Regions from separate parts of the Homo sapiens genome. Here region 2 is linked to region 1. Evidence: read pairs that join two places in POLR2A ChIA-PET (ENCODE). Cell type or tissue: IMR-90. All regions are shown on one strand. Region 1 holds the start of LOC124905091 (a long non-coding RNA gene). Region 2 overlaps PIWIL3 (piwi like RNA-mediated gene silencing 3).

What was found. ChIA-PET counts read pairs that join two places held together with the same protein. Peaks named below come from ENCODE experiments on the same cell type or tissue, not always from the same donor. Only the 100,000 strongest peaks of a DNase experiment are listed, where the experiment ranks them.
Region 2: POLR2A ChIA-PET joins it to region 1 with 10 read pairs; 2 of 35 experiments call an interaction of 5 or more read pairs at or near these places.

What each region holds. Positions count from the first base shown.
Region 1 is chr22:24,573,747-24,581,746 of GRCh38, forward strand. SNRPD3 (small nuclear ribonucleoprotein D3 polypeptide) reads left to right here. Exons shown (of 4, transcript NM_004175.5): 4 at 1-1,225. It overlaps LOC124905091 (a long non-coding RNA gene), which reads right to left and starts at 7,460. Exons shown (of 2, transcript XR_007068024.1): 1 at 6,458-7,460; 2 at 2,933-3,314. In IMR-90, no CTCF peak of the experiment used is centred here; a DNase peak (open chromatin) is centred at 6,735; H3K27ac peaks cover 837 bases.
Region 2 is chr22:24,724,988-24,732,987 of GRCh38, forward strand. It overlaps PIWIL3 (piwi like RNA-mediated gene silencing 3), which reads right to left. Exons shown (of 21, transcript NM_001255975.1): 15 at 3,190-3,387; 16 at 2,963-3,066; 17 at 458-528; 18 at 1-50. Among named protein-coding and RNA genes, the nearest start is that of PIWIL3, 46 kb to the right of the region's middle. RefSeq lists an enhancer at 5,778-6,352. In IMR-90, no CTCF peak of the experiment used is centred here; DNase peaks (open chromatin) are centred at 2,364 and 4,104; H3K27ac peaks cover 375 bases.

The DNA of each region.
Region 1 (8,000 bases):
AGCTGATGCCTGCAGTCCCAGCTATCCTGGAGGTTGAGGCAGGACGACCACATGAGCCCAGGAGATTAAGGCTGCAGTGAGCTATAATTGCACCACTGCACTCCAGCCTGGATGACAGTGAGACCCTGTCTCTTAAATAAAAAACAAATGAAAGCAGTGGTTTTCAACATCAACTAAGGATCTTATTAGAAATGAAGACTGCAAGCCGCACACCTGGAGTGGGGCCCAGGAATCTGCATTTTAAACAATTCCCTGGTCCCCAGATAAGTAATTCTTAAGTATTCTATCTTAAGTAGACCTAAAGCCGTATTTTGACCCTGTACTAGTATGTTATTTTAGTATAATCATTACTGAATTCATCATACTTTTACAGTAAACAGTACTTACTTTGAATAATAACACATTACACTTAATAGTAGTGAACTGCATCCTCGATATCAAAAGCGACTTTTGATGTAGTTCACTCTGGACCCGTACAGGAACACCAGCCTTGCAGATTCTCCACGCAATGGAAACTGGCTATAACCCTACCTAGATCTGAAAAGTGAAGGGGGATCAACCTAAAATATGTAGCTTTGTAAACAGTTTTATATCCTGCATCTTAGGGGGGAAAATCAGTTGACGCAGATTGAAAACAAGTTGTTCCATAAGGTTTATTATGAAAAACAGTAGCCCTCCTACCCTGCCTTTACCCCACTTTCCTTGCCTCACAGTAGTCTGTCCAACTCTTGGCTGATTTGTTTGTATTTACCTCCATGTCTCAATATGAACATGTTTTCATGACTATTCCTTGATGGTTTTTTGTTTGCTTGTTTTAAGACGGTCTCACTCTTCCCCAGGCGGGAGTGCAATGGCACAATCATGGCTCACTGCAGCCTCAACCTTCTCGGGCTCAGGTGATTCTCCCACCTCAGCCTCCTGAGTAGCTAGAAATACTGGTGCACACCACCATGCCTAGCTAATTTTTGTATTTTTTGTAGAGACAGGGTTTTGCCATGTTGCCCAAGCTGGTCTTGAACTCCGGGGCTCAAGTGATCTGCCCGCCTCGGCCTGCTGGGATTATAGGTGTGAGCCACTGCACCCGGCCACCATTATCTTTTGAATCCTCTCTTCCTCCTGCCCACCATGAATTTACTTCCTCTCACCCATCTCCCTGATATTGTAATTCTGGTTAGATCATATTCAGTGTCAAATTATTAAGATGTGATTAAACTTTTTAAAAATATGACAGTGTCATAGTGATCACAGCTGAGTCATACAATAGACTAGATTACTGTGGAACTTTTCCCTGAAAGTAATCCTCTTGCATTTTTATTTGCTTGGTTTTCTATTTGTCACTAATTCAACCCCAATCATATCTGAAGATCATGACATCATTTATCAGTTATTATTCTTGACCCACCCCAATCTGGACTGGTTTCTCCCCGTGCTTGGTGTGTCACTGTCACCCTGGGCACTCCCCACACTGCTCCTCTGTTGGATCTCTGTTTTCTGTGTAACCTCTTCTTTTATCACCTTATTTTGGGGGAGTATCTGCATGTCTAAAAATGTGCTCACACTTGATTTGATTGGGTATGAAATTCTATGTTGGAATTAGTGCCGGGCGCAGTGGCTCATTCCTGTAATCCCAGCACTTTGGGAGGCCGAGGTGGGTGGATCACACAGTCAGGAGATCGAGACCATCCTGGCTAACACGCTGAAACCCCGTCTCTACTAAAAATACAAAAAAATTAGCTGGGCGTGGTGGCGGGCACCTGTGGTCCCAGCTACTCGGGAGGCTGAGGCAGGAGAATGGCATGAACCCGGGAGGTGGAGCCTGCAGTGAGCCGAGATTGCACCACTGCACTCCAGCCTGGGTGACAGAGTGAGACTCCGTCTCAAAAAAAAAAAAAAAAAAAAAAAAAAGGAATTAGTATCCTTCAGAATTTTGAAGTTATGGCTACTTTGTCATCTAGCATTGCTGTAGAGAAGTCTGAAGTGATTTTGAGTCCAGATCTTTTTTTTTTTTTTTGAGACGGAGTCTCGCTCTGTCTCCCAGGCTGGAGTGCAGTGGTGCGATCTCGGCTTACTGCAAGCTCCGCCTCACAGGTTCATGCCATTCTCCTGCCTCAGCCTCCCGAGTAGCTGGGACCACAGGCGCCCGCCACCACGCCCAGCTAATTTTTTTGTATTTTTAGTAGAGACGGGGTTTCAGCGTGTTAGCCAGGATGGTCTCGATCTCCTGACTGTGTGATCCACCCACCTCGGCCTCCCAAAGTGCTGGGATTACAGGCGTGAGCCACCGCACCCGGCCAGAGTCCAGATCCTTTTTATATGACTTTTTTTTTTTTCCCTTCTGTTATCAGTGTTCCAAAATTTCAGAATGACGTATTAATACCTGCCTTGGCGAAGGTCTGTTTCCATGCCAGGCCCCTTTCCGAGTGAACTCTTGTCCTTAATTTCTGGGAAACTTTCTTGAATTCATTCTCAGTGATTTTCTTCCTTAGGTTGTCTGTGGTTTTTCTTTTTCTTTTTTTTTTTAAAGACTGAGTTTCACGCTTGTTGCCCAGGCTGGAGTGAAATGGTGCCATCTCGGCTCACTGCAACCTTTGCCTCCGGTGTTCAAGCAATTCTCCTGCCTCAGCCTCCCAAGTAACTGGGATTACAGGCACCTGCCCCAACACCCGGCTAATTTTTTGTATTTTTAGTAGAGGCAGATTTTCACCATGTTGGTCAGGCTGGTCTCAAACTCGTGACCTCGGGTGATCCACCTGCCTTGGCCTCCCAAAGTGCTGGGATTACAGGCGTGAGCCACCAGGCCCGGCTGTCTGTGGTTTTTCTTTCTGGAATTTCTGTTACTCAGATGGTGGACCCAGAATTACCTCTCCTCCCTGTGTGCCCCAACCCCAATTTTCTTTTCTTTTGATCATAATTTATGGAGGATTACTCCAAGTTGATTCTCTGATTGTTCCTTTATATACGTAGATATATAGGGACAGTACCTTGTTCCTTGTTGCAACATCTTTGAGGATATTAATATGCTCTGTAGAAGCTTTCATCTCCCTGCATATGTCTTTCTGCTTTCTGTTCTTCAATTTAATCTTTCATGTTACAGACTTTCTTTAGCTGCCTGGCAATCGTTGGTAATCTTGCTTATATTTAAGAGTGGAGTATTAAAAAGAATATGTGATTGTAAGGTGATCTCATTGAGCTTCTTTGGGGAAATCCCCAGTGTCCATACTTCTAGAACTTTGCTCCAGGCTGGACAGGTTCTCTTGGAGAAACTTTTGGTTTCACATCAGGAGGGTTTACTCTGAGCTGCTGGATTGAGAGCTCTGTTGGGGAAGAGGGTGAGAATTTCAGCATTCTAGTATGTCCACATTCAGTTCCTTCATCCAGGTCTCTGGGAGGGCTCCTAGTCCAGAAACCTTCTAACCCCCTCTGGAGAATAAGCTTCCAACTTTTTTGCCAAGATTGGGGAAGTCAGGTCATGTGGAAATATGAATGTTTCAGCATGCTTTTGCTTTTTTTCTTTGAAAATATATTACTTTAAAATGAAGAATAAGACTGGGGGTGGTGGCTTATGCCTGTAATCCCAGCACTTTGGGAGGCTGAGGTGGGCAGATCACCTGAAGTCAGGCATTCAAGACCAGCCTGGCCAACATGACAAAACCGTGTCTCTACTAAAAATACAAAAATTAGCTGGGTGTGGTGGCACATGCCTGTAATCTCAGTTACTGGGGAGGCTGAGGCAGGAGAATCGCTTGAACCCAGGAGGTGGAGGTTGCATTGAGCTGAGATCGCACCACTGCACACCAGCCTGGGCAACAGAGCGGGACTCTGTCTCAAAAAGAAAAAAAAAAGAATAACTCAGATTTAAAGAAGATATAGACTAAAGGATGATGTCATAAAGGTAATTAGACCAGTATTTAACATGAATTCTGAGCAGGACACGGTGGCTCACGCCTGTAATCCCAGCACTTTGGGAGGCCGAGGCAGGTGGATCACGAGGTCAGGAGTTCGAGACCAGCCTGGCCAAGATGGTGAAACCCCATCTCTACTAAAAATACAAAAATTAGCCAGGTGTTGGGGCGGGTGCCTGTAATCCCAGCTACTCAGGAGGCTGAGGCAGAGAATTGCTTTAACCCAGGAGGCGGAGCTTACAGTGAGCCGAGATTGTGCCACTGCACTCCAGCCTGGGTGACAGAGCAAGACTCCATCTCAAAAAGAAAAAGAAAAACCAAAAACATGAATTCTGGTTCTGAGTGCCACCGTGACCACCTCTCCCAGCCTCTGGTTGGTTATCTGTACAAGGGTGGATGTGGACTCACTTGATTCACTGATACTATCCCAGCTTCTACACTGGTAGAACCATAACCTTAAAAAACAATCAAAGCATACAGGAGTTTTTCTGCCACTAGCCAAGATGAAAGTAATTGATTTATCATTGTGTCTGAAAAAACACACACAAAATAATATGAAACAATGGTTTTCAAGACATCAGACATTGAAGGAGACTAATCCCTGAGAAACGAGAAATAAATAAGGGGAGTTGTACAATTGCCCCAGCTCACTGCTTACAAGAGTCTCCAAGCTGTGGCACAGGGAAGGGGACTGAAGCTGACCTACCAGCCTGCCTGCATTGAGAAACGAGAGCTAAGAGTTCAGAGAAGCCACCAAGGCAGCTAGGACTATAGGACAGAATGTCAAGAGAAGAAAGCCACACAGAGAACCCAAGAGATCTGCAGCGGGTTGCTTTTGAACATTCAGCAGAATACTGATGAGCACACCGATGTGAGGAAGTTAACAGGCTGGGGAAGACCCATAAAGAATTGGAACAGTGCTTGGCGTCATGCTAGGCTGAGACTAAACATTTTCCTATCAGTCAGACAAGAAATTCACAGGATATGGAGTACAGTGTTGTTTTAAGATGTACCATATCTGATTTTGTTTTAATCAGGTATGGTAAGACCCAGAGACAGCTGCCTTGAAAGAATGTATTACAGTTCTCAAAGAAGGGGGCAAACCACGTTACGTGGGCCATATGGGGAGACACCAGCCTGAGTCAGGAGGCAGAAGGAGCAATGGCAGAGCAAGACCCAGAGCCTTCATTGTAGTTTTCTCATGAAGGAATGAGTGAGGCAGAGTAGGCAAGTTTGAGCAAGTTTAGGATTGGATAGTCTGAATAATTTTCAACTGGGTTATAAGTGGTCTCTGTAAAGTACCTTGCCCTGAGGTGATTGAGGGTAAAGGAAATACTGGCTTAGTGTATGAGAGTTAGATAAAGGAGGCAGTTTTGGGTGTGGACTTTGGATTGTTTGGTTTGTACATGAAAGACACGCTGCCAGCAAGTTGTTTACTATCTCTAGGAATTAGCTAACCCTGGGAGGAGCATCCTTCAGGATTAGCAAGGCCCAAGATACCAAAGCATCATAAAACAGAAAACAAAAGGCATGATTAATACAAATATCCAGGAAGGCCTTGCCTGGTAAATGAGGAATAATTAGCCCAAGACTGAGCGCTGGACCTGAATAACAAGTCATAAAAACAACACATTAAAACATGAAACTGTTTTTCCGGACCAATTAAATATATCCAAGAATAAGACTCAAAAAGATTTATAGGAATATAAAAATGTCCAGTACCCCACACAGTAAAATTCACTGTCTGGCTCCAGTCAGAGATTGCTAGGCATGCAAAGATGCAGGAAAGCACAGCACATAATGAGATTAAGAGATCCAAAACTACACAGATGTTAGAATTAGCAAAGAAGGACATTAAAAGTTATAACTGTGTATTTCAAAAGCTGAGCAGATTTTAAAAGAAGACTCCCTGATTTCAAGAATTACTATAGAGCTGTACTCATCAAAACAGCATGGTATTTCATCAAGTTAAGCAAATAGATCAAAGGAACAGAGTCTGAAAACAAATCCACACATGTATACAAAATGAGTTTTTTCAAAGCCACAAAGGTAATGCACTGGAGAAAGGATAGCATTTTCAACAAATGGTGCCAGAACAATTGGATATCTGTATGGAAAAATCCCTCAAAACTTGGGTCTATACCTCATGCCATACAAAAAAATTAATTCCAAATGGATCATCCACTTAAAACTATAAAACTTCTAGAAGAAATGTAACCCTAAACCTTGGGTTAAGCAAAAATTCAGATATAATACCAAAAGTACTATCCATGAAAGACCAAACTAATATATTAGACCACCAAAATAAAAAACTGCTTTCCAATGACACTGTTAAAAGACTAACCACGAAATTTTGGCAAAGCTAAGTCTAATAAAAAATGTGTATCCAGAATATATAAAGAATTTGTGGCCAGGCACCGTGGCTCACGCCTGTAATCCCAGCACTTTGGGAGGCCGAGGCCAGATCACCTGAGGTCAGGAGCTCGAGACCAGCAACATGGAGAAACCCCGTTTCTAGTAAAAATACAAAATTAGCCCAGTGTGGTGGCACATACCTGTAACCCCAGCTACTCAGGAAGGCTGAGGCAGGAGAATCGCTTGAACCCAGGAGGCGGAGGTTGCGGTGAGCCGAGATCGTGCCATTGCACTCCAGCCTGGGCAACAAGAGCAAAACTCTGTCTCAAAAAATAAAGAATTTGCAAAGCTCAATAATAAGACATGGGGAAAAAATTTGAACAGACTTGAGAAGATACAGATGGCAAACATGCACATTAAAACATGTTCAACATCATTAGTCATTAGGGAAATGCCCAAGTTAAAGCCAGAGAGATATTGCTACACACCCAGAAGAATGGCTAATGTTTAAAAAACTCACCATGCTATGTGCTGTTGAATATGTAAAGCAACAAGAACTCCCAAACACTGCTGATGGGGATGTAAAACTGCACCACCACTTTGGAAAACAGTTTGACAGTTTCTTAAGACATTAAAAATACATCTACCTTATGATCCCCACATTCCATTCCTAGGTATTTACCCAAGAGAAAAGGAAATATATGTCCATGCAAAAACTTATACATGAATTTTCATAGCAGCTTTATTTGTAATAGCCAAAAACTGGAAACAACTCAAACATCCATCAACAGATGAATGGATAAATTGTGGCACACCGTCCAGTGCAATACTCGGCAATAAAAAGGAACTACTGGTACACGTGAGTGAGTCTCTAAATAATTGTGCTAAGTGAAAAGCCATATAGAAGAGAGTACATCCGGCTGGGTGTGGTGGCTCATGCCTGTAATCCCAGCACTTTGGGAGGCTGAGGCAGGCAGATCACTTGAGATCAGGAGTTCAAGACCAACCTGGCCAACATGGTGAAACCCCATCTCTACTAAAAATACAAAAATTAGCTGGGCATGGTGGCATGCTCCTGTAGTCCCAGATACCTGGGAGGCTGAGGCAGGATAACTGCTTGAATCTGGGAGGGGGAGGTTGCAGTGAGCTGAGACTGCACTCCAGTATGGGTGACAAAGTGAGACTTCACCTAAAAAAAAAAAAAAAAAAGTATATCCTATATGATTCCATATATCCCCAAATCTCACAAATGCAAACTGTAAAAAACAAAGCAAATCAATGGTTGCTTTTGGATGTCAGTGGGCATGGAGAGGCGGGAGGGAGGGATTACCAAGAGGCATGACAAAACTTTCGGGGTGACAGGTACATTTACTATCTTGATTGTGATAGTGGCTTCATAGATGTATACATGTGCAAAATGTATCATATTGCACATTTTAATCTTGTGTAGTGCTCGGAATGTCTACTTTTTGTGTTTCAATTATACCTCAATGAAGGGTTATTTTAAAAAATAAAATATTTTTAAAAAACAAGCCGAGCGCAATGGCTCATGCCTGTAATCCCAGCACTTTGGGAAGCCAAGGCGGGCAGATCACAAGGTCAGGAGTTCAAGACCGGCCTGGCTAATATGGTGAAACCCTGTCTCTACTAAAAATACAAAAATTAGCCAGGCATGATAGCAGTCTCCTGTAGTCCCAGCTACTCGGGATCCTGAGGCAGGAGAATGCCTTGAACCTGGTGGGG
Region 2 (8,000 bases), 150 kb after region 1:
AACAGAATGTGGCATCGATGATTCGTTTTTACACCAGACATCCAGGGCAGCTAAGAGGAAATCAGAAAAAGTAAATAAACCGTTACTTGGAACAAACTAGCCTTTGCTGCTTTTGACAAATTCTAGGTCCATCTTTCAACACTGCAGCTTTCAGGGCAATTTTACTGCTTAAGTCCTGTCTATTCTGGGGTTCCTCAACAACAGCACTATGGAAGTTTTGATCCAGAGAATCTGTGGTGGAGGTGGTGGAGGTGGGGTCAACCTATGCATGGTAGGATGTTTAGCAGCATCTTTGTCCTCTACCCACTAGACTCAATGCCAGTAGCACCTCCACCCCAGTTGTGACACCAAAAACTAAAGGTTCAGTCATTACCAAGTGTCCCCTGGAGGCAGTAAGTCCATTGGTGGAGAACTACTTGTATAGTGTCGGGTTCCCCGACCGCTACAAGACACTGACCTTTCAAGCAGATCTCCAGCTCTTTCACAAGCTCTTCTCCTGTTTTCTGGATGACACATTGAGAGTACCACCTGTTCACAGAAAAACCACCAGTTTGGAAAACAAGATTCTTAAAATCTCATTTGAGTCTGCATTAATCTATGGGCAAAAAATATTACTATCAGTAGTTAAGGACATTTTAGCATCAATTCATATCTCTACGGAGATCAAAGTATTGGTCTCTTTTGATATCTTAGGCATTTTAGAAAATTTTGAGTGCATACAAATAGTCAAGTAGAATGGAAGCATTTATTCACATTACTACAAATTAATCATGCTTTATTGTACAAGACGACTGCAGTTTCGCCTATGGGGGAATGCAATAAAAGGAAATCCCTGTGCTCCCCCTGGTTCCTGCTTTGGGACCAATGCCCTCAACAATGGCTCCTCCATGTTCCCCCTCACTGAGGAAGGGGTTTGCTTTGGAATGGTGGCAGCTGTTGACACAACTTCAACATATCTAGTAAAATGGTATGCTGTCTCAAGTTTCTATCCCCTTACCGCATTCTTATTTACTTCACAGTAACCCCATCTGACCACCTGACATTGTGATGTATCTGTCTGGCTGCCTCTTCTCACTAGGATTTAATCCATAGAGCATGACCAGGCGTCTCGGCTCCACATTTTCACTGCTAGTGTCAGCATCTGAACATGGTAGCCACTCAGAAAAATCTGTTGACAGCTCCAAGAATGATTTGGCTCATGATGGTCTCTGCTTTCTTGGGTTTGGAGTATGTAATTGTAATATTTACTTAGCTATGTGTGTTTCTCTTTGTTCAAGGTATTGGCTATTTTCTTTCTTTCTTTTTTTTTTTTTGAAACGGAGTCTCGCTCTGTCACCCAGGCTGGAGTGCAGTGGCGTGATCTTGGCTCACTGCAAGCTCCACCTCCCGGGTTCACGCCATTCTCCTACCTCAGCCTCCTAAGTAGCTGGGACTACAGGCGCCCACCACCATGCCTGGCTAATTTTTGTATTTTGTTTTAGTAGAGACGGGGTTTCACCATGTTAGCCAGTATGGTCTCGATCTCCTGACCTTGTGATCTGCCCGCCTCAGCCTCCCAAAGTGCTGGGATTACAGGCGTGAGCCGCCGCACCCGGCGGTATTGGCTATTTTCATAATTTTTTGGAAGTTTTTATTTGATTGGAAAGCAGATTTTACACTATTAAAATAAGTATTACTTGAGAAAAGCATCTGTTGAATAATTGAAAGTATAATTTTTCCCTATGATTGCAACGCTATTTTCAAACAAAAAGTAGAGCAAAACAATATTATCATATTGAAGCAGAATATGACTGGAAAAAAGTCATCATCTATGGAAATAAAGATGGATCTTCCTTTAAAGATATTCCTGAATTACACCTAGTGGGCCACAATCATTATTAAACAGAGGTAATTTGCAGGACATACATCAAGTAATGTGCAAAGAGGACTGCAAACTTAAGACTGCAAACGTATTTCAAGGTGCAGTGTGGTTTCTACTCTGAGAACAGAAAATAAAAGGGCCCTGGGAGAAAAGGAGAGCATAGGATATAGACACACATCTCCTTTTGGAAGTACATCACTTGCAGGTATAGGAAGACAAGATCCTATACTTACAGATCTCTGGCCACTAATTATGTTTCCATGTCTCTTTACCCATGCACATCTGAACTATTTCACTATGTGTTAATGATCTCCATTTAAGACATTTACTGATCAGAGCCTGTGGTAGGCAGAATTCTACCTGTTCTAATCCCTAGAGCCTGTGATTATGGCAGAATACCACCCCTGTGATTGTTATGCTATATGGCTCTGTTGACTTTATGATAAAAGTTTTCCAAATGAGTCATTTGTAATTACATGAGCTCCTTTAAAAGCAGGGATGTTTTTTCTGGCTGATGGCCAAAGAGGAGGTCAGATTCAAAACAGAACAAGGGCTCAATGTGCTATGGCTGGTTGGAAGATGGAGAGGGGTTTGCTACATGAGAGTGATCAAGACTGGCCTGCAGCTGACGGTCAACAACAACAACAACAAACAACAACAACAAAAACCAGGGACCTCTGTCATCTAACTACAAAGAAATGGATTCAGCCACAATGACATGAGCTTGGAAGGGGAGTGCTATCAAGCCTCCAGATGATAATGTGGCTTAGCTGACACCTTAATTTATGCCTTGTAAGGTCCTGAGAGCGTGAACTACCAGGTGTCTGATCAGAAGAACCGTGCAGATAAAGACAGGCATTGTCATAAACTGCCACGTCTGTGGTATTTTAGGCAGCAATGGAAAATGATGTAGAGCCAGCCAACCATGCAAAATGTTCTGGGAACATAACTTTGCCAGAAAAATCAGGAGACTACATGATTAAGAATAACTCATCTGTCAAATTCCCAACCTCTTGAGTTAACACATATTAATTAGGTTCATCTTTTCTATTTGGTCCACAGTCAGCTACTAACTAAACATGTCTACCAGAGCTTACTTACTTTGTTAATTCAGCATTGGTACTTGCAACAAATCCTGCTATTGATTTCTGTCGATTTACGATATCGTGGAAACAATCAATGCCAACGAACATTGTTCTTTGTACCTTAAGTTTGTTTTTGAAAAGGTAATGGAGTTAGAACGTGAGCAAAATTTAAGCATTAACAATTAAGAGAATCTCAAGTTTTATTAGAAGTAAGTTAAACGAAGTCAGTGAAATACAACATACGTCTGTCTCCACCTTCCAGAGGGCTCCTCCCATCTTGCAATTCATCTGCTGGGCAATCTTGGTGACGATGGTCCTTGCCTGGACTTTTTCTAAGGTCTTTTTCACCACACACTGGCTTGGAATTGGGCATTTGGTACATAGGTATCTTTTTATGCTGTCATATCTACGTTTGTCATCATTGGGCAGGATACAAATCACCTTGAAAACCAGCAAACATGACATTCCCTAAGATACAACAACAGTGATACAGGAAAGAAAAACCATCTGGAGCAGGCAACTTAGGTGGAAGACTAACAAGCTAGAGTCAATTTATTAAGAAAATATATGAGCCCAAGAGGGCGAAGGGTCTAGAGCCATGTTATTAATTATAACATAATTATATCAACTTATATGTATTTATTAGAAAATTATTACATTAGTTATTACTTAATTGGAAGGGTGAATGTGTAGAAGAAACAAATTATAATTAACATTATAAACTATAATTAACATTAAATTGTTATAAGTGTTTAAATTATAGTGTTGTAAATTATAGTTAACATTGTTATAAATTACAATTATAAATTACATCAATTGCTTAAGCCTGCAATATCATTTCCATCCTAGTTATTCAGGTTCCAGGAACTTATCACCATGTTGACAAGGATGGGTTAAAATCAGGCTGAAGGATACAATGATCAGGACAGTCACCATTTACAGGACTATCACTGAGAGAGGAGAAAGGAAAAAAACAAAAAACAAAAAACAGTTAAGGCAGGTCCACACTAAAATTCTTTTAAACAGCCTGAAAAATCAAGCTGCAGCTGCACAGATAAGGGAGCAAGGCCTAACGCAGAAATGCTTTTGTTCTTTGTGTAATCAGCAGGCTCCCAGGAAAGTTTCCTCTGCTTCTACAGACAAGTACACAGTGCGGACTCCATGGGAAGTTGCATAAGGGGGAGGCTTGGCTGAGACAGGCCTGCAGCTGCACAGATGAGGACAGTTACACAGACAGCTACACAGATAAGGGAAATTTCTTAGAAAAGCTTTTGTGTTTAACTGTAAAATGGCAACCCTCTCGGGCCCCCTCTCTGCTGCAGAGAGCTTTCCTCTTTTGCTCCAACCTTACTCTTGGTGTCCACACTCCTAAATTTTCTTGGCCATGAAACAGAGAGCTCGGATAACACCGCAGACGACGAGACGGTTTCATTGACCCTAGACAGCTTCCTCATGATGTATGTATAGGGCACTTGCCGAGTGGTTCACTTGGCAAAGTTAATACTTTCAGCAACCCACTGAAATAAGTAGTAGTATCCCCATTTTACTGCTGAGTAAGCAAACTTAGGAGTTACTGAAACTGCCTGATTTTCCAAATTTTCAAATATTGGGTTGGATTTCCAGTGGGAAACTAAGCAGTTAGGCAGACTGGTTACTAATTGGCCTGTTCCTGACTTGCTTGGGAAAATAATTATTAAGTTATTTTTAACACGATGATGTTTATAGGAAGTTTTTGGTGGACATCTTTTATCAGATTAAGGAAATTCTCTTCTTATTCTATACTGTTTTTCTTCCTTTCACATGAAAGGGTGTAGAATTTCAAATGCATTGTCTGCATTGACAAGTATTTGTCCCATAGTTCAGACTAAACAGTTAATCATTTGCATTTTTTTCTGAAGGTGACTTATTTCAAATTTTCAAATGACTGGCATATAGTAGCTTTTGGTGTTTCATATTTTATTAATCTCTGGTGAATCTATACTGATGGATTCTACTTTTTCTTTTTTTTTTTTTTTAGCTTTAGTCTTCTTCAGTCTTGACAGTATTAAATTTTGATATTTTGAAAAGGACCAGCTTTAAGTTTTTTGGTTTTTGTGCAGAGATGAGTGGTGAAATTAGAATTATGTGTACAGATTAGAAAACAGCATCACCGGCTGGGCGCAGAGGCTTACGCCTGTAATCCCAGTACTTTGGGATGCCAAAGTGGGCAGATCACAAGGTCAGGAGTTCGAGACCAGCGTGGCCAATACGGTGAAACCCCGTCTCTACTAAAAATACAAAAATTATCCAGGCATGGTGGCGGGCACGTGTAGTCCCAGGTACTTGGGAGGCTGAGGCAGGAGAATAGCTTGAACTGGGAGGCGGAGGTTGCAGTGAGCCGAGATTGCATCACTACACTCCAGCCTGGGTGACAGAGTGAGACTCAGTCTCAAAAAAAAAAAAAAAAAAAAGCATTACTTCAATATTAATTTTCTTAATTGGGTAACGTGTTTAAGTAAGAGTATGTTCCTTTGTTTTCAAAATACCCACTGATGTGTTTAGAGATTAATGAAGCAGCATATCATGCACACACACACAGTAGCTGCCATGAATTACAATCATATGCATATGGTGAAGGAGAAAAAGAATAATTATACAACTGTGGTCAAATGTTTGGGTTATCTGGATGATGGGTATACAGGGGGTATTTGTATTATTTTTCCAATTCTTCCTGTAAGTCTGAAATTACACTAAAATATAAGATTAAAAGGAATAAAGTTTCCAAATATCTAAAAAAAATGAAAGGTTTAGATCGGATTAATGCATAATTTTAAATAGAATATTTGTAAAATTTTGTGTTTAAAATGAGGACTATGTTCCCTACTGGCATTTTTACTACAAATGTCTGATTTTCAGGAATGAGTTATTAATATTAAATGCAAAGTGACTTTTTTTATTCTTGTAGCCTTAATACTAGATTTGCTTCACTTCCTGTAAAGAAAGCTGTAACCTGAATATACGTTTGTGGCAGGCCAGTTTTTACTAATGTAGGCCTCCATCACAACTCTTTCAGTACTGAGTGGTTAAGTTAAATATTAACAGCTAAAAAAGTCAGTGCCCTTATACAAAGGCTGGAATGTAACAAAAGCCCACCAAGAGTTTTGCCTAGGCCTTTCCTGGGCCTCACAGCATGACAAAATAACGAAGGAATTCTTAGCAGGACCCATTTAGGATTAAACAGGTTTTACTGGCGGTCTGAAGAAAATCCCCAGGCCTCCACAAACAAGTTTATTGGAGGTCTGAAGGAATGCCCCAAACCTCCATGATTTAGCAGCAGACAAGCTAAGGGTAATCACCGTAGCACCTAGACCCATTTAGATTAAGTAAATTTACTGAGTCTCCAGAAGAAGGTCTTCAGGACTCAGACCTTAGTTATAGATGAAAAGTTAATCACTTATGGCCGGGCATGGTGGCTCACGCCTGTTATCCCAGCACTTTGGGAGGCTGAGGCGGGCAGATCACAAGGTCAGGAGATTGAGACCATCCCGGCTAACACAGTGAAACCCTTTGTCTACTAAAATATAAAAAATTAGCCGGGCATGGTGGCGGACGCCTGTAGTCCCAGCTACTTGGGAGGCTGAGGCAGGAGAATGGCATGAACCCGGGAGGCGGAGGTTGCAGTGAGCTGAGATCACACCACTGCACTCCAGCCTGGGCGACAGAGTGAGACTCCGTCCAAAAAAAAAAAAAAGAAAAGTTAATCACTTATGTCTTTAGATAAATGCACACTTAGACATAGACATATAGCTTAGAAGGTATATAAGCTCTGAAAACTTTGTAATTTTGAGTTGGTCTGGAGATAATTTCCAGGCCTTCTCCCTGTAACTCGTTACAGAAATAAAAACTCTCTTCCACCCCAGTCTGCATCTCATTATTGGACAGTGAGAAACAGCAGCCCGGCCCCTCAGTTTGCTCCGGGAACACTTTCATTTCCTCTATTTCTGCCTTATGTATCCCAACTCGCATTTATAGGATTTTAATTCTTTATTATTCACATACAGGTGTTTCCTCATCATGACTCATTTAAAATAGTGATCTGCAAGCTGTCTGTACCTACCATAAAGAAAACCGACACATCCCCAAACATCAAGTACTTGTGAATGCCTGGTCATGTCATTACCAGTCACATTTATGAAGTTCACATTTTATTTTAGGTACAACATAAATATGTGGCCTGCTATCTTTTTATTACATCAACGTATTTTCTTACACAGCCTTGTTCTGCCTTTACCTCATGCCACATGGCTTGATTCCTAGTTACATACATGAATCCCCTTCTATTGCTGGTCTATGGAGATTTCCATCTGTACTGGAACAGTTTTATAAGTGATTTTTAGTCCCTATTATATGGATCATTTCCATCCATTTGGGGTACATAAGATTGTGGACACGCTTCCCCCATGCCATCTGACATAATGCCTTAAAATATTTAAGGCGATACCTTAAGAAATTGTTCCAAAAGGCAAATCTAGGATGAATAAATGAGTAAATGAGTAAAAGTAGGACAAGTTCTTCTTCAAGAGGCAGAAGTTCTTTAAAGAAAGCCCCACATTAAAAAGGTAATCTTGAGGCCGGGTGCGGTGGCTCACGCCTGTAATCCCAGCACTTTGGGAGGCCGAGGCAGGTGGATCACGAGGTCAGGAGATCGAGACCATCCTGGCTAACACAGTGAAACCCCGTCTCTACTAAAAATACAAAAAATTAGCCGGGTGTGGCGGCAGGCGCCTGTAGTCCCAGCTACTCGGGAGGCTGAGGCAGGAGAATGGCATGAACCTGGGAGGCGGAGCTTGAGCCGAGATCACGCCACTGCAGTCCAGCCTGGGTGACGAGTGAGACTCTGTCTCAAAAAAAAAGAAAAGGTAATCTTGAGCTTTTCAGGCAGATACCAAATGAGCAAAGAGATTCCTGTTATGAGAATAAGCTGGAATTCAAACAGCTGCCAAAGCCCCTTTTACTCTGATTCTAATCCTAGAACAGGAAGCTTTGCTGGTTCCCAATGGGGGCTTCTCTTACCA